Regions from separate parts of the Homo sapiens genome. Here region 1 is linked to region 2. Evidence: chromatin loops called from intact Hi-C (ENCODE). Cell type or tissue: PC-3. All regions are shown on one strand. Each heading gives the region's core, and the rest is flanking DNA. Links, peaks and the distances in the headings are about the cores only. Region 1 overlaps FOXP1 (forkhead box P1). Region 2 overlaps FOXP1 (forkhead box P1).

Region 1 (12,279 bases), core at 2,291-10,290, 65 kb after region 2:
GGTATCGAATTAAAAAAGAAGGCTGTGTGCATTATATTCATTTGAAACACATAATAAAAAATGCCAAGGTCTAAATTTAATTTATTTTTGTCATTTAGAATACAATGGATAGATAATCATCTCAACGTGATCAGCCAAACATCTTTACTTTGCTAAACTGTTAAAGATTTTAATTATGCTAGCATTGGAGAGCACTGGTCTAATGAGGCGATGGACTCCAGAGAATCCGAGTGGTTAAGAACTGTGAAATGAGTCTGATAGGATTTTTTTATATTCACCGTGGATCGTTTGCATATCAAAGAGGAGTAAATTATTGCACAGCAGACCAATAACCTTCCCCGCCTTTCTGAGAGGAGCGTTAACAAAAACAGTTGGTCCCTCCTAACGGTTCTCCACGAAAATGTTCAAATGCTCAAGCATTTGCAATTAATATATATTATAAAGGAGGCTTCAAATGATACATTAAGTGGTCAGATATTCTTAGGAGGCATCCTCGACAGACAAGTCGGTTTTCTTCTCCCTTCATAAAAATCAAATGCCAATTATATTTTGATGGATTTTGTCCCAAATGAGCATTTAGTTATTAGGCATAGTCAATTATTACTTGTCCCCTGAAATTAAGCCTCAGAGGCAAATTAAACAAAGGGGAAAGGTCACTCCACAACCCCATGTCCGGTTTTGCTGCATCTGAACTATTATTTTCCAACACCTTTCGAAGTGACAGGTGGGATGCGTTTGTAGCTAGCAGGCCCGCTACTGTTGTCTGCACACCAACAATTACCTGTGAACATGGGTGACCCTCAGACCACTGTTTACTCAATGGAAACAATAGTTAATAGGCTTGTCTGTTGATGATGGCATACTGATATAAAACCACACAAGTCAACATCTATTTTTATTTTCTAGAGAGTAAACACATGAAAAGAACAAGCCACCTATTTCTCAACTCAAACTAAATGATTTCTGGGTCAGCTGCATGGGAGGTGGGAAGACTAGGACAGGGTCCTAACAACTGTGTTAACTCCCGCTTTCTCTCGAAGAAAAGCAGAACTTTGATGCTGTTTTAAAAGTAAGCTGTTTATCCAGCAAATAAAGACAAAGACAAATGTATTTACCACTTGTTATACCTACAGGGTGCATTAATGTTACTCTACTCTCCCATCTATTCCAATGGGCTGGCAATCAGTTCCATTATCCATAGAGAAAAATGGTAAATAAAAATAGTAACTCATTAAGTGACAACAGCGATACTTCTGGGTCAAACTGCAATGTGATAATTACTTTTAAGAACATTCTCATCACACTTAACACAGAAGCAGTCAAATCGCTTTCCTCCATCAATGCCATATATCGTTAGTGATGTTAAACTGTTAGTTCAATGAGCGCTACCTACCAAAGGGTGTTGTTATTTGACAGCTAAGATCTCATGTTAGACAGATAAAAGGTAACCCAGTCACTCATCAGACTAAATGGATAACAAATTTCCAGAAAGTATGTATTTCTTCCAAAATGGTAGACTAAGAATAATAGTACGAAGTTAAACAAATCCATTAGCAGGTACATAGCCAAGCATGTAATTTTCTGCTACCTAGAGTTTACATTTTAAAAATTAAAAGGTCAGAATAAGACTGAAAGAATATTTCTATATGAAATTACTGGTGCTAGGGAGGATGAGATGATTAAAGAGACCAGGGTGAAAAGCAGATAGGCTAATTATGTAAAACAGAAAGAAGACCCTACAATAACCTTAAAAACAACACAAAATATCCCTCCATTTCCTATTATAAAACCTTCAGGGAAAAAAAGGCCTTCAAAATATTAATTCTCTATCTATTCCTATACTTGACATTTACATGTTTAAGGTTAACTCGGCAAGGCCATGAACAGGTATGTAAAATAATCTTGATGATTTCATTATGAAGTGGGCATTACCAGTATTTTTAACAGATAACCCCCAAGTCTTGCAACATTTCTTTTTCCAGGACAACTGGCCCCTTCATTATAAAAGAAAATGCAGGCACAGGTTTAAAAAATGTATGTTGTGGGGACAGATGACAGATTACTGTTCATGGAACTCAATTTTACAACCCCAGGTATCACTGGCTCAAAGACAAACAGAGTTGATCAACCTTTTTTTGTCCTTGTACATCCATACCCAGGTGACCATGTTCAAGCAAGCAGAAAGTTGATTTAAACCTCATAATGACATCAGTTTTAAGCCATCATCTCTCTGATAAAAAAAAATTGTGTTCTAGTCCAACATGACTGAATTCTCTAGCCACTTGAGGTGAGGGAGTGGGGGGACAAAACCAACCTCCTGATTCAGAGAGATGGAAATAACACTGGTAGTTCACTTTACTGCAAGAACCTGACACCAGAAATATTTATATTTACATTTATGCCATCTTGGGCACACACAGAGGCACCCCTTAGATTTCAAATATGCTTCTTCCTAATGCTGCAGGGGCTAATAGTTATAGCAGACTGCTAAGCCTATCAATCAATGCCATGACTAGTGAATTACCTACCAGTGTCTCTGATATGTTACTGCAGAGATTACACTTCATGCATCACCACATTCATTTCTTTCACATTACACATGAGCTTGTCTTGTCACTGCCCAATTGCCCTCTTTTGGACAGCTTAACTGATGTACTATAACAATGAACCTTAGTGAGCAAACTTGATGAGAGAGGTTGGAGCTCAAGTCCGGTAGGTGTGTCAGAACAGCCTGCCATATTTCCAACAATAAACCCAAAGGTGTAATTAACACACGCTATGACATTCTGCAAGCACAAAAATGCATTAACTGATGTACATATATATATTCTTTCTTTTCTCCTTGTATTGCTCAGTTACGACATCTTCTATTTTGACAATGGAGATGCTGAGTATGTATCAAGCAGCTGAGCAGTCATGGCAGAAAGGAGTGGAGGGGCAAGAGAGAAGTTAAGAGGAAAAAGCCCTGGTCTCGATACTAAAAACAAAATCAGCCTCATAAGGGACAGAAGTTGGGTGTGGTGGACTCAAGGGAAAAGATTCAAATGCAGACATGCTTCCCTGACTTCACTTGACACCAAAAGTTACCAAACAAATGGCCATGCTTTAAGCAACACGAAGGAGTTTCCACATTTTTAACCTTCTTTAGAAGGCAACTGAATCCAAGACAGCAGTGGCTTTAGCTATCAGCCTTTAAGGTACATATAAACCAACATCCAAATCTACTAGAGTTCAAAGAACTGCTGCCCTTGAGGAGGCAACTCAAATCTGCCCTACCATGCATAGATGGAGGAATTGTGTTTCAAAACACAGGCATGGCACTTTCTACTTTCTCTTTCCTTCCTGCCTGCCTGTCCGCCCTCCCTCCCTCTTGACATCCCTTCCTCCTTCCCTCCCACCTTCCTTTCTAGTTCTGAATAATCCATCTGCTTTCACATTACATATGTGAAAGTCAGAGTTGCTTAAACCAAGAGGATGTCCTAAAAACACCTAGAGTTCCCATTTGTTTCTGATGTCCATCACCCTTGGGATAAAATGTCAGTGGGCTTTGTAAAAGAAATTTACTAAATGTATAAAATCTTACTTTTCATGTGATCTCAGTTGTTGAGGAACTGGAGATGGAAGTGGTACCTGTTCTGATGAGTGTAGAACTAATTTGCTCAAAAATCAACAGATGAATGCAAAAAGAAAAAAAAAGGAAACTAAACAAAGTTTTCCTTTTTATAAGAGAAAGTGGTTGATTTCTATCGTTTACAGAAAAATAAACCTGAATTTATCCCTAGATATTAAAACATGGCATTTATAAAGCATTACTAAGATTTAAAATAGCACATGTTACATGGTATAAAATGTCTTAAATGAATAATAAAAGCCCTCAGGAAAATTCCTTTGTGGTTCCAAACAGAAACACTGCAAGAGTCCATTAAAATGCTCAGTAAGTGAAAAGTAGCGCCTCATTCTCTTACTCCAAGAGTGTCCAACAGTGGGATTGCTCTGTTACAGCTAAGCCTTCAGACCACCCTGAGACTTCATTTTGGCATCAACAAGCATTTCACCTTCTACATGGGTCCATCATTATCCCACTCCACTTTTCTTAAAAGAATCTATGTGCATGTTTTGATGGACAATGTCCTTAACAAATATACCAAGAGACAACCCACCACCTCCACCCAAAGTCTTCACAGAGCTATGCCTTCTGTAAAATCAACGCATACCTTGAGCAAGAGGTTGAAGGGGAAGGGCAGGCTGCCCGGGCTGAATTGTCAGAAGGCCTTGGCGCTGCAAAGACAGGAGGTGCTGCTGCTGTAACTGCTGCATCTGTAAAAGCTGCTGCTGAAAAGCCAACTGCTGGGTAGCCACCTGCTGTTGCTGTAAGAAATCAGGAAGAAAAAATGAGATGGCCACTTCCCAAGGAAGGTTAAAAGTATGGACACTTCAAAACTCACCATCATCATCAAATGCTGAGAATGGTCACTGGAGCTCAGTGGAGGGCTCCGTGTCAAGGTTTAAAAGGGACAAAGCATACCTCCTCTGAGGAGGGGTGGGGAGATGAGCGTGTTATCTTTCTACTGCCCGCTCCCATAAACACATAATTCGTCCATCAAGCCAGCTTTCCCCCCAGTTTGAAAGGTCTGAGTTTTGTCATCAAGATGTAAACTTTTAGACTTTGAAATTTTTAATTATGCACACTAGAGAGAAGACTGCATCACTCTAGTCTGAAGGGGTCTGAACCCCGAACCTTTGAGGTGTAAAAGAACAAGTTGCCTCCCTCCCTGCCTGCACCGGCAGAAGCTTTTAACTACTCTGTTTATCACTTCTGACATAAATAAATGAGAAAAAATCAGACCTTTGAAGAAGAAAAACTTCATCTAATATTGTTAATTAGCCATGACAAACGATGAAATAACATTGTAAATCTTTCACAGAAACAGCCACTAGATTTTAATTACACACATTCATAATTTAGCAAACAACATCGTACTCGACTGTGAGTTTAACATGAACGACAGTCTAAGCTTCAGATGCCTTAACATGGCTTTAGTCTCAGAAACTCCCAGGTCTGGTGGCTTGTCCTGCTTCCCCCATCTGCTTTGTTCTTGAAAAGAAGGGGCTTTACGATATGATAAATATCTTTTTGTTGATTGGACAATGACAGGAGGAAAACTTTTGTTGTGTAAAACATCAATACATCATTCCTGTGTTTAGCAGGCCTTGCTTCAGCCAAAAAAATTAATGTAGATTTCCTCAGTAATTATCTGAGTGATAGAAAGATAATACAGTGCAGTAGTACAATAAATAGAAGGAAATTATCTAATATCCTTAATCTGCTAGCAATCGTATCGAGGTGGAGGTCTTAGCCACATTATGGCTAACAATTATAAAAGGAAAACTAACCCTTCCCAAACTGTAGCAAAAAAAAAAGAAAAGTTTCTTCAAGAAAAGAACAAGATCAGTGTTCCTAATTCTGAGTATGATTCAAAAGATCAGAGAGACTTTTACAACTAAAAGGACTATCCAAGCCCTTTCAGAGCTTACATGTTCTGGCTAATAACTATACTTTACAAACAACTGCATTCACTTAACCTAACACATGACCTTGATCTGATACATCCATAAAATGGTATGTATATCAAGACCTTCTGATGCAAAGTTCAAAGAAAGAGAAAAATGGTGGTTTCCTTTCGGTCTTCATGTAGTTTATTTTACAGTAAAAACCATCATTCTCATATTAGCAACCAATTTCAGACTTACTACCATGCCACTGAGAAAGTTAATTGAGTTTCACTCCAAAAAACAAATTCTATACCACTAACAACAAAAATTTAAATAAATTTAAATGAAAAGCCAGTGTTTTCATTTTAAGAACAGCATGCATAAAATGATCCAATTGTTTTCACCCCTTCCCAAGTTATCACATTAATGTAAAACCCAGTGATAGTTATATTCATGTCAAAACGATTTTTTCACTTCTTCAACAGATATTAACTCACAACATTACAAAAAAAAGGGAAGAGAAAAAAACAACATTGACACAATAAAAGATCAGGGAATTAGCTTTTCTGAAAGCAGACTATAATGGGGGGGGTACAGCTGGAGGTGGGGGAGGGTGTTTCCTGCCTTACTGTAAATGAAATGTTTAAAAATTTTGTATTTATGTAAAATGACTGATGCCTTTTCTGTTGTCTCTGTGGCCATCCCTAGGAAAAAGCTCATGAAAGCTGTCTACGTTTGAAAAGCCAGGATATAAAAGTATACAAGGCCCATTGTCCAAAGAAAGAATTTAAAAGCAACACCGGTTGCCAAACTGCGCTCCCCACCCAGTTACCAAACACAGGATACGGGTCCATTTGTTTACTTCTCACAATTGAATGCATACAAAAAAGGTCTCCGTGCAGTCCCCTCGGCAGGTCAGTAGTCAGTGTTAAAATGCTAAAATGCCCTGATAAACCTCGAGTTTCGGATCCCCTCCCTAGAGCTGCAGTCAAAGGTCTGTTTTCCTTTCTTCGGCTACTCCCTACTGCCTAACATAAACTGTCATAACTGCCCGGGACAAACGGCCCTTTTAAAACAATCAACTTAGCCTACCTCACCCGCACAGGATGGAATCTTTTTTTGTAGCTCGATTTAAAATGAATTCTGCTGTCTATTTTCCTCACCACTTCTGTCCAATATTCATGAGCAGTCACTTCAATAGCTGTATTGGGCCTACATCCTCTCTTCCTCCCCTACCTAAGAGCACGTATCTTCTTAAGGAAGGTCCTGTCTTGGTCCAACCCAATATGGAGCCAAACTTTCCCAAGGAAACATCTCAAGGCAACTTTAGGAGGGAAGGAAAAAAAAAAGAGCAAAGGTACATCGTTCTGGCCAAAGATCAGGTGTCTTATTGCAGAGGTAATCAAAACAGGAAAAAAAGGGGGTGGGGGGAGCCTGACAATATAAAATTATGAGCCGCTAATGACTGGGGACTCAGTAAATTAACATACTTGTTCCATCTGTCAACAACCAAGTTCAAACCTTGTTAAAATCATAACCACCAGTCCACATCATGAAAATGCTACCGTGTGACTCCATCTCATTTTAGCACAAAAGGACCACCACCTGCATGATAATTCCAGGAGACTGGTCCCTACCTCAGGAAACTACAGATCTCCTAAGCATTGTTACCCTGGGTCTCAGACAAATCCACTGGCACCATGAATCCAAGGAGACCCATCCACTGGTCTGCCTACCTCAAAGGATATTCAAAGCAACCTATCTCCTGGGTCACCTTTGCCTGGGAAGTGGATGACAAAGCATGGACCACAGCAAACCTAGCGACCTGGAGATGCAAGAATGTTCCTACAATGTCTTGCTTTCTCCTTGTTTAGACACAAAGTGTTCTCCTTCTCCCCTACACTCCCCACCCCCTGCCACTCCCTTCCCAAACTCAGGGACCACTATCATCTTTGTGCTCTGAGATGCTTTCCTTTCTGACAACAGCAATTTGGGAGAGGTAACTTTTATCCTTCTTTCTGCTGTGTAACTTTCCCCTTCCCATTTCTTTATGTGCCCTCTGAGCTCATCTGAACTTTCATGTTCTCCCAGCATGCAGACGTGCATTCCAAACTATGTCTCACAGACCAAATAAGAGGTTAATAAGAAGTGGCAACAGAAAGGAAAAACGCAATCCCTGGTAACTGATAAGAATGACAGTGGCAGCCCTTTTTTGTTTGTCTTCAAATATAGAGTTAAAGATCTTTAAAAAACTAAATTTTGATGCCTTTGAAAAGAAAGAAGCACAAAATAACAACAGGGGGTTATTGCCTGCAAGCCACAGGGGAGAAACTCCATAATTCTTATTCTCCCTTTTGAAGGCTGTTAGCAATCTGATTCAAAAAAGCAACAGCAGAAGGGGAAACCTCTTGAGGCTGTAACCATTTCCTGTGATCATGCATAATGTGCTTCAAAAGTGGGTTTTTACCAATTCTGTTGATCAATTGCACCTCCTTCATACCCCTTCTTTTTTCTGCTGTGTTTACATCTGATGTGACTCAATGACAAGCACTGTCTGAGACTGTGAAACAGGCCTGTCATGTTGATTTATGGGCGCATCAAACCACAACTTGTCCAAACTGAAGCTCGCAGTTCATTAATTAGAGAGTTGTGACTTTGAAGTCAGCTTTCAGACTGTGGTTTTTAACATTTGGCTTAATTTATATGCTCTTGAATGTGGATCTCTAAGGAAAAAACTGAAATTCCCTTCTTGTCTTTGAACTTCTTTTGACCGCACAATAATCATTTCTTTGTCCAGAGTGATGCCTGCAATCCCAGAGTCATTAACGCGCATTGAACTGCCACTGATGAGTAAGCCCTGCTGAATTAGAAAAACAGCCAGCAAAACAAAGCTGAGAGCCTTCTGCACAGTGATATCTCACAATTACATGCCTTCCCTCCCTGTGCCATTTCCATTTTAATTACTGTTAGTCCTTTAGATTTACATTTTAGACACTTTTTAATCTGTTCCCTTTTTTATTATAGCAGCACCCGGTAGAGCGCCACTGTACTTAAGGTTGTGTCAGCATTTTCATTAAAACACCTCCTCCCCTTCACCCCAAAACTGCCCCTACTCTGCAGGGGTTTACATCCGGCTGCTCAACAGGACTCCAGGGTGAAAACTTGGCAGGACATGGAAAACGTCCCCAATTTGTGTCAAGGGAGGAGGCAGCAAAGGGAGAATGTCTGGGTCACTCCCAGGGTGTAAAATTAGCACAGCCCAGCATCCTCACTTAGGTGAGGGACAGGGACGTCGAGTCACCTGGTAAGACTCCCTGCAAAAGAACAAAAGTGGCCACCTGCTTAGGGCTGGTGAAGAAGCTGTTAAAGTGGATGAGGTGCTGTATATAGAATTATAAATTGTGTCATCCCAAGGAGAACACTTAAACAAAAAGAATTTTCAGTCCACTGTAAAAATATGAGGAGGCAAGTTAAATTGGATAACTCTGGAATGGGTAGAAAGATGTCATAATAACGCACACATGCACACGGATACTCCCACAACTGAGTCTCACCCACGCAGAACTGAATAGAAGGTGAACTGGTAACTCCCTGGAAAGAAAGGCCTTATCATTTATGGGACGAATGCTGTCAACCTTCATGGTGTGGCATAATGTGATAAGTTATGGACACTACCAAGCGTGGTGCATATAGAAGCTATTATGATATACTTTTCTCCACCCTGCCCAAGAAAACACAACCCAAGCTGGAGTCTTCTCTAACTTCAACTCATGCTCTCTGGCACATGCCTTTAGCAATTACATTATGTACAACTTGCAGGAAGAAGTTAAACAAAAGATGTGGATGTTTAATCTTGTTCTAACATTTTTGTTTGTTTATCCAACCTCACAAGGGGTTATTCTTCCAATGGAAAAGGCCATCACCACACACCCAAGCTCTGTGAGCTGGGGAAAAAAAAAAAAAATTAAGTGTGCATCCAAGTAAAATTTTCCTGAAAGCACTTCACTTCTCCCAGCTCCATCCTGGCCCTCAGTTGTTACCAGGTTGCAAAAAGTAACCTGAAGACTCTGTCAACGATGCCTCTCCTGCTCCTCACACAGGTACACGTGCAGTGGTGTTATAAAATATGTGGCAGCAAGCAAATGGAACCCAGAAAAATCTGAGTGAAAACAGGACAATAATTCTCAGTCTGAAAGCTGAGAACCGATAGAGTCAGCTCAGTTGTGCAATCATTTAAAAGATGAATGACAGTTTAATAGCCACTAGATAGTCCTCTGGGATCTGTGGTTTGAAAGTAAAATATGTATTGTCGGTACCTCTTTAGGCTGTTTTCCAGCATGTTGTTGTTGTAAAAGTTGAAGCTGCAACTGTTCCTGTTGTTTTTTATAAAACTCTTGAAGCTGCTGCTACAAAGGAAAGAGAGGACGGTAAGTAACAGAGGGTAGCGCCAATCCACTGTCCCTTTTGGTGCCATACACAAACTGTGATTTGAAAAATAGCATCCTTTTATCTGTAATGGCCTGACCTTTAGTTTGAAACTCGACAATAAATTCAGCGCACACTGACTATTCTTGGCATTATTGTTTGAAAAGTAATCTCCAAAATGAACTGATGAAAAACATACCATTTTCTACACAAACTAATTAAAATAAGGCAAAGAATGACCTTTGATTGTACAACAAAGCTGAAATGCCCTTGCTGAGAGAGTCTGGTGAATCTCTTCTGCATGCTTTCTAAATGACAGGGCTGGGCACTATGCAGTGTTATTCAGTGTGTGCATGGACAGCCTGGGAGCTTCCGCTGCATCCTGTCCCCACCACCCCAGGCCAGTGACTCCCAACGCTGTAGTTCCGAATCTCATCTATTTGGTTCAGGTGGCTGTGAAGTCTGAATATTAGGTCCCCATAGTGCAATGACAACCAGAAGTTCATTTCAGCAACATCGTATGTGGAAGAAGTAAAATCAACTCTGGACCTTAAAATTAGCAAATTCTAGAATGCTTCTTTATGTTTAAAGAAAAAAAATCTGTAAGCTTCTGAGTCGAAATGGGGACATCAAGAGCTGTCATATTTAAACCACTCCCAACGTGCTCCTCATTTTGCTTTGATTCACACCATTTAGGAGCCATGTAAACCTAAAAGATCTTACTGCTACCAAGTCCAATTACAGCCCTGATCTCAGTCCATCGGGTACTCTCCAGGCCCAAACACTAGTCACCATGGCAGGGCTCCTCTCTTTTGGGCATGCAAAAGCACATCGATTATTCAGGGAGTGGTCTGTGTCCTGCCCCACCCACGCTGCTTTACTCTTCACTGAGCAAAGGAGCTGCTCTGGTGGAGGGGAGATTGCGAATGGAGTGATGGGGGCCCCTGGGTTCTGGGGGAGACAGGCTGGAGGTGGAGGAAGGACAATTACCTGTTGAAGCATGAGGGCCTGCTGCTGCTGGAGGAGAACCTGGAGCTGCTGAGGGCTCAGCACTTGTTGCTGGAGGATCTGCTGCATTTGCTGGGGAGTGATAACTTGAGGTGTCATCATAGCCACTGACACGGGAACCTAGAATGTTAATGAAGGATAAATAGGAAGCCAGGAAATCAGAAGCACGCAGCCTCCCAGGTTCAGCAGCTGACTGCCATCAGCCTGCTTAAAGAGTTGACCAATTTCCCATGCAACATGTATTTATCCAGAGGGGATGCAGCAACAGATCCTATTTAATCTATCATGGAGTTTATTTTAAAGAAAGAAAAGTAAAATCTTGCAGTACTGATGGGGGTTCCAGGCAGCCTTGCAAGCACACAAAAAGGACAAACTTAATAAATGCTAACTGGAGTTAAGATACGACAGTTCTCAATTGCTTATTGAGAGTGAGTTTTTGGTCAAAACCATCTGTGGGAAGTTAACCCAGACTTGAATTTTGTTTGAGAGAAGACAAATGGTAACCAGCACCTTTGCAGGTGGAGCCCATATGAGCACACTTGCTCTGTGGACAGTGATTTTAAGAACAACCAATCAATGCTTATACTTGCTGGGAAGGGAACCTTGGACACACCTTCCGAACTTAAACACAGACCCTTCGCATGATGCCTTTTACTCTTCCTTATTCACCCAGCACACAGATGTCTCAATTCTTTCATATTATGTGCAATACCATTAAAACCCGCTTTCCATGACATTTCAGTGACAAACAGCTACAGTGATGAACTTGATAGCATTTCATATTTGCAACTGTTAACACGTTTCTGCACGGGCATCTTTGCAAGGAACCTGCACACTGTATCTGAAAGGATGATGTCTTGTTCAGATAAAACACTGACATTAAAATGACAGGCTGTCTTGGCCAAGGTTACACAAATTGTATTCAAGCGGATACCTAATGACAATGCTATGAATTCTGCAAGCTTTCTAGAATGTAATTTAGCTATTCAAAATAATCACTGCACTTGTGTTTAATTTGCAGACTACATGAGACCCATTTTGTCAGTCCCCGTAATGCAAGAAGACTATTTCATGAAAAATCACCCCCCGCCCCAAATAAAAAGATAAGGAAAGAAAAAACAATGAAAGAAAAGACAAAACCTGTATGTCTTCTAACCGTAATATTTAAGCATCTTACTTTTCTTTGGTTTCTAATCAAACATGTGACAGCAAGAAGCTAGAAGCAGTAAAGGATATACTTTGTTAAAAAGGATATGCTGTCATCTCATGTATTACAATAAAAGGTAATAACATGTTTTGCACTTTGCCTGTGTGCTACTTAAAAAAAAAAATCCGGCAGACAATAGCTGATCA
Region 2 (9,482 bases), core at 1,483-9,482:
GAAGAAGTGTCCAGCAGAATTTCTGCAATATGCTAGCACAACCAAAGAGCTGTTTTTACTTGATTTTTATTAAAATTAAACTTTAATAAATGTAAATGGAAAGAGCCCCATGTGGCTAGTAGCTACCATACTAGACAGCCCAGGAAGAGCCTACTGAGCTCCCTCATGCAGCTTCGTGGATGACGAGAACTCCTGCAAATATGTGTGGCCTATTTATTACTCATATTAAACACAATGGGCCTGACCCCACCAGCTGTCATTTGTTTCTATCAATCAATCAATCAGTTGGCAGAAAATAATCCTTAACAGCATTATGAATAACCTTTATTAAATCTATCAAATACAGGCTTGGGATCTGTTAATTTTTTTTATTGTGACATTCTTTTACAGAATACGGGAGATCTGCAACTGAGGTTTTTGATTTTTTTCCTTCAAGTTTTGAATGTTCTATAAAATGGGAAATAATCTGCTTCAAGTTAGGAAATGAATATTACTTATTTGAAGTAGAAGAGAATAAAATAGGCCGGGCATGGTGGCTCACACCTGTAATCCCAGCACCTTGGGAGGCTGAGGTGGGAGGATCTCTTGAGGCCAGGAGTTTGAAACCAGGCTGGACAACATGGTGAAACTCTGTCTCCATTAACGCACACACATACACACACACACAAATTAGCCATGTGTGGTGGCACATGCCTGTAGTCCCAGCTACCTAGGAGGCTGAGGTGGGAAGATAGCTTGAGTCTGGGAGGCAGAGGTTGCAGTGAGCTGAGATCACCACTGCATTCCAGCCTGGGTGATAGAGTGAGACTCTACCTCAAAAAAAAAAAAAAAAAAAAAAAAAAAAAAAAAAAAAAAAAGAAAAAAATAAATTAATGAGCACTGTTTCAATTTATCTTTCTTATCTTCACCTTAAAGTACTGTTCTTACAAATACTAAAAGGCATAACCCTTCCCCAAAATTTGTTGCAACAGAAATATTATTTTACGTCTGGCAATGCTGAAGAATTTGGTTGTTTTCAGCGTATGTATTACTGTTTATGTGCTGTCTCAGATACACAGACCCACCCTAAAATCCAATAAACTTCAGCAAAGTAGGCTTACTTGGTAATATTTTCTCAAACCAGATTTCAAATCACTTACCATAGTAAGTCTATTTCACCAAGTCTAATTCACCATTGCTATAGTCAGTCTTAAGTACAAGGCAGTATTTGTGGAAGGTATTAAAAATGAGATTCCTCTGAGATCATAATCAAAGAACTTATTAAAAGAGAGTTCCAATATGTTGGGAAGACTCGACCTTTACTCACACTCTAGTTAAAAAAAAAAAAAAAGGGAGGGGGGCCTGAGAATCCTCTCTAATATGTTTCAGGAGAGTTTCATAAAAAAGCAATGAACCTGAAGAAAAGAAAGATCAAATATCATGAAGAAATACTAATGGAAAAATGTAAACATGGCGCTGGAAACAGAATGTTGTGAGCTTTGAGTTGTGCTTTCCTTTTTATTTTCAGCGTAGAATGTTGTCTCGGTGAGCAAGAGACAATGCCTGCGAAGAGCAAGCTCTGGAGATGGCACTGCCCTTACAAATGCCCCAGCAAGCTGAGCAGATGCCATGAGCGGGTTTTTCTCTATAATGTTGGAAACCTGGCTTTCTGACACACATTTGCAAACTAAGTGTGAACAGTTCAGAGTAGCAGCCGCAGGATGGGGCAGAGCTGAGAAGCCAAGGGGGGAAGAGTTGGGGCTGACCTCTTCTTCACCTCGGGCCTTAATCACTGACCAAGTCCAGGAACAGTATGTATAAGCATCAGCCCAAGCAAAGGGTCAAGGAAATTAGTGCATGAAAGGCTAATGCTCATAAATATACAGCTTTTATAATTCAGACGCTGCTAAGCCTAAGAATCTCAGAGCGCTTTGGAAAGTCATGGGTAACATTTGTAAAAATCATGTTTTAAAACCACCTGCCACTGTGTGGTCTCCTTCAATTCTCATACCACCACTAATATCTGAGATGTTATTACTCATACTTTACAGATAAGCAAACTGAGGCTTGGAGAGATTAAATAATTTGCCCATATTCCCAACCCAGACCCAAGGTCAAACCACACACTTGTATGATTCTAGATCCTTTGTATAATCATCTTATGCCTAGTTAATAGCAAAAATGAACACTAACCAGTTTCATTTTTCTGTATGCTCATTTTTGGAAAAGATTCCGTGCAGAGCATTTTATCCCTGCTTATGCATGACAATCAACACGTGTAACTGAGCAAATATAAGGCAGTTACTCCTACAATGACAAAAACAGGAAGAAAACAGCTAATTGCTGCCCTTGAAGCGCTTACCATCAAACACATACGTCAGTCAAAGGGCAAAGGTACACAGTAACCACAAAGCAGTTCTGAGGACTGACTATACTTCTCGGCTTCTCTTTTCAGTTTAAGAACTTTTCCCTAAACACTGTGGCTTTCTGAAAGATGCAATGAAAATTACAAACACAAATGTCCTTCATGCCTGCTCCCTTTCAGTTTTGGGAGGAAGATCACCAAGTTAACTGAGTTCCAGTTTCATTGTCAGAAATCAAAACTCATTCAGCAAGTGCAAGCCCATCTTTTTGGGTGTTCACAGCTACGAAGAATAGACAAATCCCACAGTAAAATGTCATCAAAATGCCGAAAGGATGTGAGCCTTGTAGCTATTACCAAGATCGCACCACTAGGACTCTTTCTACCAAAAAAAAAAAAAAAAAAAAAAAAAAAGCAACAGCGAAAAATAAAATCCCTCCAAGTTAGCACAATCCACAAAGGAAGAGATGAAGGTAGAATTTTCTGGAGGCTTTTGAACATTAGCAAGTGGGAATAAATACTGAGCCAGAAGAGAGCAGAGAGGGGGCTTACCAGGCTTGACAAATGACACCGTGATTCACACCCACTGCTGGGCTGTCTCTAATAAGCCACAGAGGAAGCAGCCAATCTCAGCTAATTACCAGATAAAAATGTATTGTAAGGACTCTAATTAGGAGACGCGGATGGAGGTGATCTAATGATTAAATGCTGCATTCGACTGACCCCACCATCAATGTGCAGTGGTGCAAGATGTCACTGGAATATTTTGTAGAAACAGTAATTTTATTTCGAGGAGGGGAGGCAGTAATATTTGTAATGATGGCTATGAGGTAAACTAATTAAAAGACAGTTCCTAGAGGAAGAGGGTGGCTGAGAGCAGCTGTGGCCATTCCAAAACCAAGTGCCAAGTCTCAATAGAGGAGCTGCAGTCAAGTGGAAAATTTCTGCCTGACCTCTGCCCTTGCTATTAATTTGCAGGAAAACTAATGACACATATACATATTCCCACAAAATTGTTCTAATTGCTAATTTGCCAAAGGAGCCCAGATTCCAAATTAAACATGACTAGCCCGTGAGGGAAGGAAGAAGAAAAAGCTGTACACTCCAAACACAGGGTGCTTTGCCACACAAAATCATTTGAAGGCTGAACCAACAAGTTAATGAAATGTCAACCTTGTCAACTGGTACAGAAGTTTCTTAACTTTTAAACTTCTGTTTGATGATCACATGCTTGTCTGGAGGAGAAACCATCTTCGAAAGGGAAGGTTGAGAGAGAAAGAATGGAGAAGAAAGACTCAAAGCAGGCTCTGTGTTCAAACCAAACCTGCTCTCTTAATTAAGGCCTCTTTGAAAAAAGAGTGCCCCCCCAAAAAAAATTAATTACAGACTTAGAACAGAAGAGCAAATGGGGAATGGTGTGTGTTTTTGCTGTAATCTTGAAATATTCATCTTAATTGTAAACTATTAAATCTTAATGTAATCATCAATTAGAAATGAAAGCATATGTGCTTTGTGTTTCTGATTGCAGTTCAGGTTTTAAAAGATAATTTTTTCTGGGGCATGGGGCAGGAAGGGAATGGACTGGGAGGGTTTCTTTTCCTGATGGAAAGCCTATTTTTCTTATTGTGTTCCTTTTCTATTTAAAAGAAGTTGCTATGTTTAGAAAAGTCAGTAACTCTGATATTTTCTACATGGCAAGTTTCCATCATGTGATGATTTCAGCAAAGATAATCTCTTTGAAACTCTGGCCAAAAGTTAAATTCTTATGTCATTTAAAATTGCTGTAGGGTTTTATTTTTTAAATTTATTTGTACTCTCAGGCATCAGCTTTTCTTTTAGCCATCGAAACTATTCAAACTTGGTTGGCTACCCACTATTCTGCTTAGTCCCTTTTTTTTTTTAATTAATTAATCTTTCTTTAGTTTTTAACAGTAATCTCCCCTCCTGTTTAAAGATGATGAGTCACTCACATTAAAAAAATAAACTGCTGATGTAAACCCCTGACAGAAACAGACTTGTAAGTATTCCCATAAGAACTCATTTTTATTTTTGTTTGTGCTCTTGCCTCACATGAAAACAGATTCTGAGAACAAAAGACAAACCTGAAACCCAAACACCAAGGGACACAACTGCGTAGTAGGGACTTTCGGGCTCACAGAACTTGTTTTTCTGCTCTTGTTTTACTGGCCTGAGCCAGCTCAAGTCCTGCTTTAACTGCATGGCAGTGTCATTTCTGGGCATGAATCACTGAGTTCAGAGACGGCCTTTCTGAGGCTGGAGGGACGTTACCAGGCCGTGCGGAGGGCAGGACAATGGGTGGCAGCCTTTGTTACAAGCCTTTCCTTTCCTTTCCTTTACCATCTCAGCCTGGCCCTGTTTTAGAGAAGCGAACTCGTGGAAGGTTATGACTTACTTAGAAGGTGGTGGTACTGGCAGGGATACTAAAAGCAAAAACAAAAAAATTCTAGTTGAAAGGTTGGTGGGGGTGGGGCACTTAATGAAAAACAGTATATAAAACAGCTTTTGTGTATTGTGCCTAAGAATCCCTTTTTATGACTGCTTAATATTATTTCTCCAACTCTAAAGCAAGGACCCAGGCAGCCCAAATGATCCTTGAAGAGTTAAAAGACCCTTTCTTTTCGGGGGGGCACTTTGTTTTTATAGGAGCTAAAAACTCTTTCAAAACAGTCCTAATGGCTATGGTTAGAGGAAAAGAAAATGTATAAAAATGAAAATCTAATACTATATTTCATTACAAATATCCAAGTTCCTGTAAGTGCTTTATAAGATTTTCGTCAAGAAGAATATACCACCTACACTGTAATTACGTGCCCACCAAATCTAAAAGAATGTGGTTTCTCCAGGAGCAGAAGTTGTTCTCTGATGTGCAGGAATACCCTAAAGCAAAGCGTTCTTCTCATGTACTCAGTATTATAAAATACGATTTACAGTGTTTTCCTGACATAATGACAGAGTGTGAAAAGTCTTTTTAAGAAATCCGTAGTAATTTAATAAAGTCATCATATCACAGACATGTTTCTTTTTGTTTTTGTTTTGTCCTCTTAGTTTTTCACTCCCTCCCCCAAATGAAGTATCTTGGCAAATTCTCCACAGAGTAAGCACGGAGAAATTAACCTCCAAGCAAGACATTTGGGTGTTTACTTTGAGAATGTTTACTGAGTCTGGAACAAAAGAATATCAATCATTTTCATTAGGGCAGTTTACTATTGTTTGTTTTTGCTTTTCTTTCCATAGAAAAGAATAGAATCTTTTAAAATAACAAGAAATGTGGCCATTCTAAATGTAAGAACTGCTTTTCGGCTCTATGTACCTGAGAGCTAGAGCTTAGGGCTGCTCTGGTCAACTTACACATACTACATACGTCCACGCAGGGTCCAGTCTTTATAAAATTAAAAGTTTGAAAAGCTTGTCTTAACTGATGTTGGCTATTCCTTTTCTTCCTCTACACTGATACTCACCAATCAGAGGGACCGATCTGGGCACCCACTCTTAACCTAAGGAAAGGTTCACAAGGCTGACCTCTTACCATTTCTTCCTGCTCATCTTGTAGGTTTCAGCTTAGACATCATTTCTCCCAGCAATCTCCCCTGACTTTACCATTCTGGGTCAGCTGTTCTACTTACAGGTAGTGCAATTCACGGAAAGTGAGACTGTGTGAGTATGTATGTAGTTTATCTGTTATTTCTTTTACCAGACTCTGAACACCTCCATGGCAGGGATGGGCCTTGCTCATGTGACTGACTACTTGTCACGTATGTCACATGCTCAAGAAATATTTGTTGATGGAATAGTTTGATTTTAAATGCAGAAATTCCCTTTCCATAACCAACCTGCACCTTGAGTCTTTGGTTTTGTTCTGAAAGGAAGATTTTACTTAGGTTTAAAGAGATGTGATAGCAAGCAGGAAGAAAGGCCGTCGAAGGAGTCTGAGGGATGGGAAGCCCGTGAGCTCCTGCCCCAGTTCACCCATAAGCTTTCTTCCTCAGATCCATGTCCAAAAACTTGGGCACCTTCCCGAGATGAGCGTATCCTCTAACTATCCAAATCTGATGAGTCCCACAATAAGATCCAGAAAATGCGTCTATGAGCTGATGTAAAAACAATCTAAGAACGTTTTAGCAGTTTCTTTGATGCAATGAAATGAGGACTGGTTGGATGATTGGATACAGCAAATGACACTTAACACCCAAATGGCATTTAGTGAAAAGCAACATTTACAGCAAAGCATTCTATCACTTAGTGACTAAGAATTTTAAAATAAACACGAGGTTTCTTCTACACAGAAATGGAAAAAAGAAAAAGCTTCATGAACTTACTGGCAAGGTTGTAACATGAAAGTCCCCATCTATGGTTAGATTTGAATCCTGGTGACTGCCTGTTTCAAATTAAAGATTCTAGAAGGATACTCATTCAAACAAACGCCATGCATTCTATTATTTAGGGCGGAATAAATTAATTACAGACTGCAGGGAATATTTTGCACATGAGAATCAGTCACCAGATAGCTCTGGGCCCTTAAAGTTGAAAGCATCAAGGGTTTGCTGTATGTGTGTGCCCTTTTTTTTTTCTTTTTGGCAAAGAAGTGAAAATTTATGCAAAACATTACACGTCTACCTTTTATAATTAATTTCCCAATGCCTCACCTATACATATTTTAATAATTCCTGATTTATAAGATGGTATCTTTAATAAAATTTTCTATTTTCCAATAAATGAAAAGAAGGCAGGTTCACTCCGACAACAGAGTGTCACACAATATCTGCTTGTCAGGCACCAATTTTTACTTCTTACATGTAAGTTAAAGGATAAGGAATTTATAATGCTGCCTGTGAAGGGAACCACTTTTCATACACAAATGTGATCTTTTTTTTTTTCAAAGGGTAATACAACAGTACATTTACATAAACTAATCCAAACAATCTATGTATTTGACAATGGCAAACCTCACACAGACGGCCTATTGTTGGTTTACATCTTGGAGTTCTTTATATTGGCTTGTAGCGCTGCTCTAGCTGTCAAAGGTTTGACTTGGACTCTAAATAAATGGTTATAGAAGTGCTGTGCAGCGATATTGGACTTCTTTGCAAAAGAAAACCTGCTGTGTATGAATTCAAAAGCTATTAATTTTTCAGTCAAAAATATTCGTGCCGATTTCTTCTAATAAAGAAATACTGTGCTGAGCTACTAAGAGATAATGTTGACTAGTGGTAGAGAATTTTCAATAGAGCAGTTAAAAATAAATTTAGTAGGAGGTCCCCTTCAAAGTTACAATTTTCTAGAAAGTAAAACATTTTTTTTTAATACTAATCAAGACAAACCTTCCATCCCTGTTCACTTCCCCCCATGCTTTTCCCTGTTTACCAGCTGCTTAACACTGGTCCACGTGAAGAATCCCAATGGTCCTTTTGTGGCCCACAGGGGCTTACACACATGGTGCTCTCTGCCAACACCCAGCCCGGTCACTCGCCAAGCGCCCTACGGGGTTTTGTAGTTCCTTATCTTTAATTGTATCCTTCCTCTTCCCAAGAAGCCCCAAGATCCAGGCCTACAGTGCTGGGTCCAACCATTATCCTATCACTGTTTTTAATCCGTGGAGGAAGACAGAGATAATCTCATTCTCTCGCTTGCTGCTAGGTGCAAAGATTTGAACCCTTCAATCTGGGAAAACCATTTCACTAAAGCCATCTGAAGACTTTCAAAAAGTTCCAAGGCAGTGAATGCCCTGTGCAATTGGCTATGCTTCTTCGAGATGACTTCAGCCAAGTTGTCTCAGAGGCTCACCATTTTGCTTAGCTGGGTTCTAGAAGGAGGGGTTGCTAGAAATAGCACAGCTGACTACTGATGCCACAACAGTGAATGACCTGGTTCTTTTTTTTCCTTTCTTTTTGGTAGCCTACACATCTAGTCCTATAGCCATTTACTGTAAAATAATACACGGAAACTAAGGACTCCTTCCTGGTAAAAATGGATGCACGAAGTGTTTAATAATTTTATGTCCTTTATCTCAGTAATGTGTTCTGTTTCAGACATTAATTTTGCCTGCCAACTGCATCTTGGCAGGCTACCATATTTGCTGGGTTAATAGTCTGACTCCGTTTTATTTCTATCACCATAAATCATACATATATGGGTGTATGTTTGCTTTATTTATAGAAAAAAATCAGTCAAAACAGATAAACCAATACTTTGCCATTACGCTGCATCATTGCATATTGATTAAAATCGCTGGTACTAACTATAGATTGTCAACGCTCAATTAATTTTCACACAGTGACTCCAAGCAAAATCAAATAAAGGCAGTGTACCTTTAAATTTTACAAATCTTAAAATCAAGAAGCAAAGCACTGTCTCCATTTTGAATAATCAGTTAAAGCTACTAGGAGAATTTTAGAAACGTAAGAGGAATATGACCGTTAAAGAGATCGATTTATTACAAGGAAGGAGGTCCAAGACAAACTTTTAGGTTCAGACACGATCCTTCTGCTTCGGTATTAACAGCCTGTGCTGGGATGACACCCTTCAAGGTCCAGTAAAAGGGAATAAGGCAAGAAAGAGGAGATTCTTACAAATTAAATGTAATTTCAGTATACTGTGTTTGGTCTCCTAACTGTGAAGGAATAATTTTCATTTCAAACTCCTTAGTAACCATTAGAGCCTCTCCATAATTTAGCCTCTGACTATTCCAACACTAGGTTTCCTATGTCTTTCCTCTGTTAAGAGTTAGACTGGACTACTACTCCCTGCTCTTTTTCCTACACACCACTGTCTCTCAGCTTACCCGAGCTGAAATGCCTCTTTGCTTTGCTGTCATGGTTTAGCTGTCTTCTCTGCGTTCCTACCATTCAGAAAGATTTTCTTTTTCCAGGGAGCTCTCATAATGTATTTCAGTACCTTGCTTGGGCACCAATCATTCTGCCTTTAAAGAAGAGCTGGGTGCTTGAGTCTTATGGGCAAGGACCATATCTGAATCATCCTGTATCTCCCCAAATGCCTAGCATATGACCTTCATCATAAAGGATAACCAGAAACAGTCGCATGAATCTAAGGCCCTCAAAACTCAAAGCTCCACCAAAGTAGGCTGGTCCTCCTTCCTCCATTTGGGGTGGGGAAGTAGAAAAGG

What was found. Hi-C counts contacts between places; a loop is a spot of excess contacts. Peaks named below come from ENCODE experiments on the same cell type or tissue, not always from the same donor. Only the 100,000 strongest peaks of a DNase experiment are listed, where the experiment ranks them.
Region 1: it touches region 2 in a loop (7-fold over the local background); 3 of 110 quality-filtered maps call a loop at or near these places.

The regions. Positions count from the first base shown.
Region 1 is chr3:71,042,728-71,055,006 of GRCh38, forward strand. It overlaps FOXP1 (forkhead box P1), which reads right to left. Exons shown (of 21, transcript NM_001349338.3): 8 at 10,909-11,046; 9 at 9,810-9,899; 10 at 4,215-4,368. Among named protein-coding and RNA genes, the nearest start is that of FOXP1-AS1, 240 kb to the right of the region's middle. RefSeq lists enhancers at 7,279-8,973, 8,151-8,714. In PC-3, for the core only: no CTCF peak of the experiment used is centred there; DNase peaks (open chromatin) are centred at 6,314, 7,604 and 9,754; H3K4me3 peaks cover 1,202 bases; H3K27ac peaks cover 5,126 bases.
Region 2 is chr3:70,978,464-70,987,945 of GRCh38, forward strand. The region is part of intron 14 of FOXP1 (forkhead box P1); the gene reads right to left. Among named protein-coding and RNA genes, the nearest start is that of FOXP1-AS1, 310 kb to the right of the region's middle. RefSeq lists an enhancer at 6,775-7,816. In PC-3, for the core only: no CTCF peak of the experiment used is centred there; a DNase peak (open chromatin) is centred at 4,528; H3K4me3 peaks cover 1,566 bases; H3K27ac peaks cover 2,979 bases.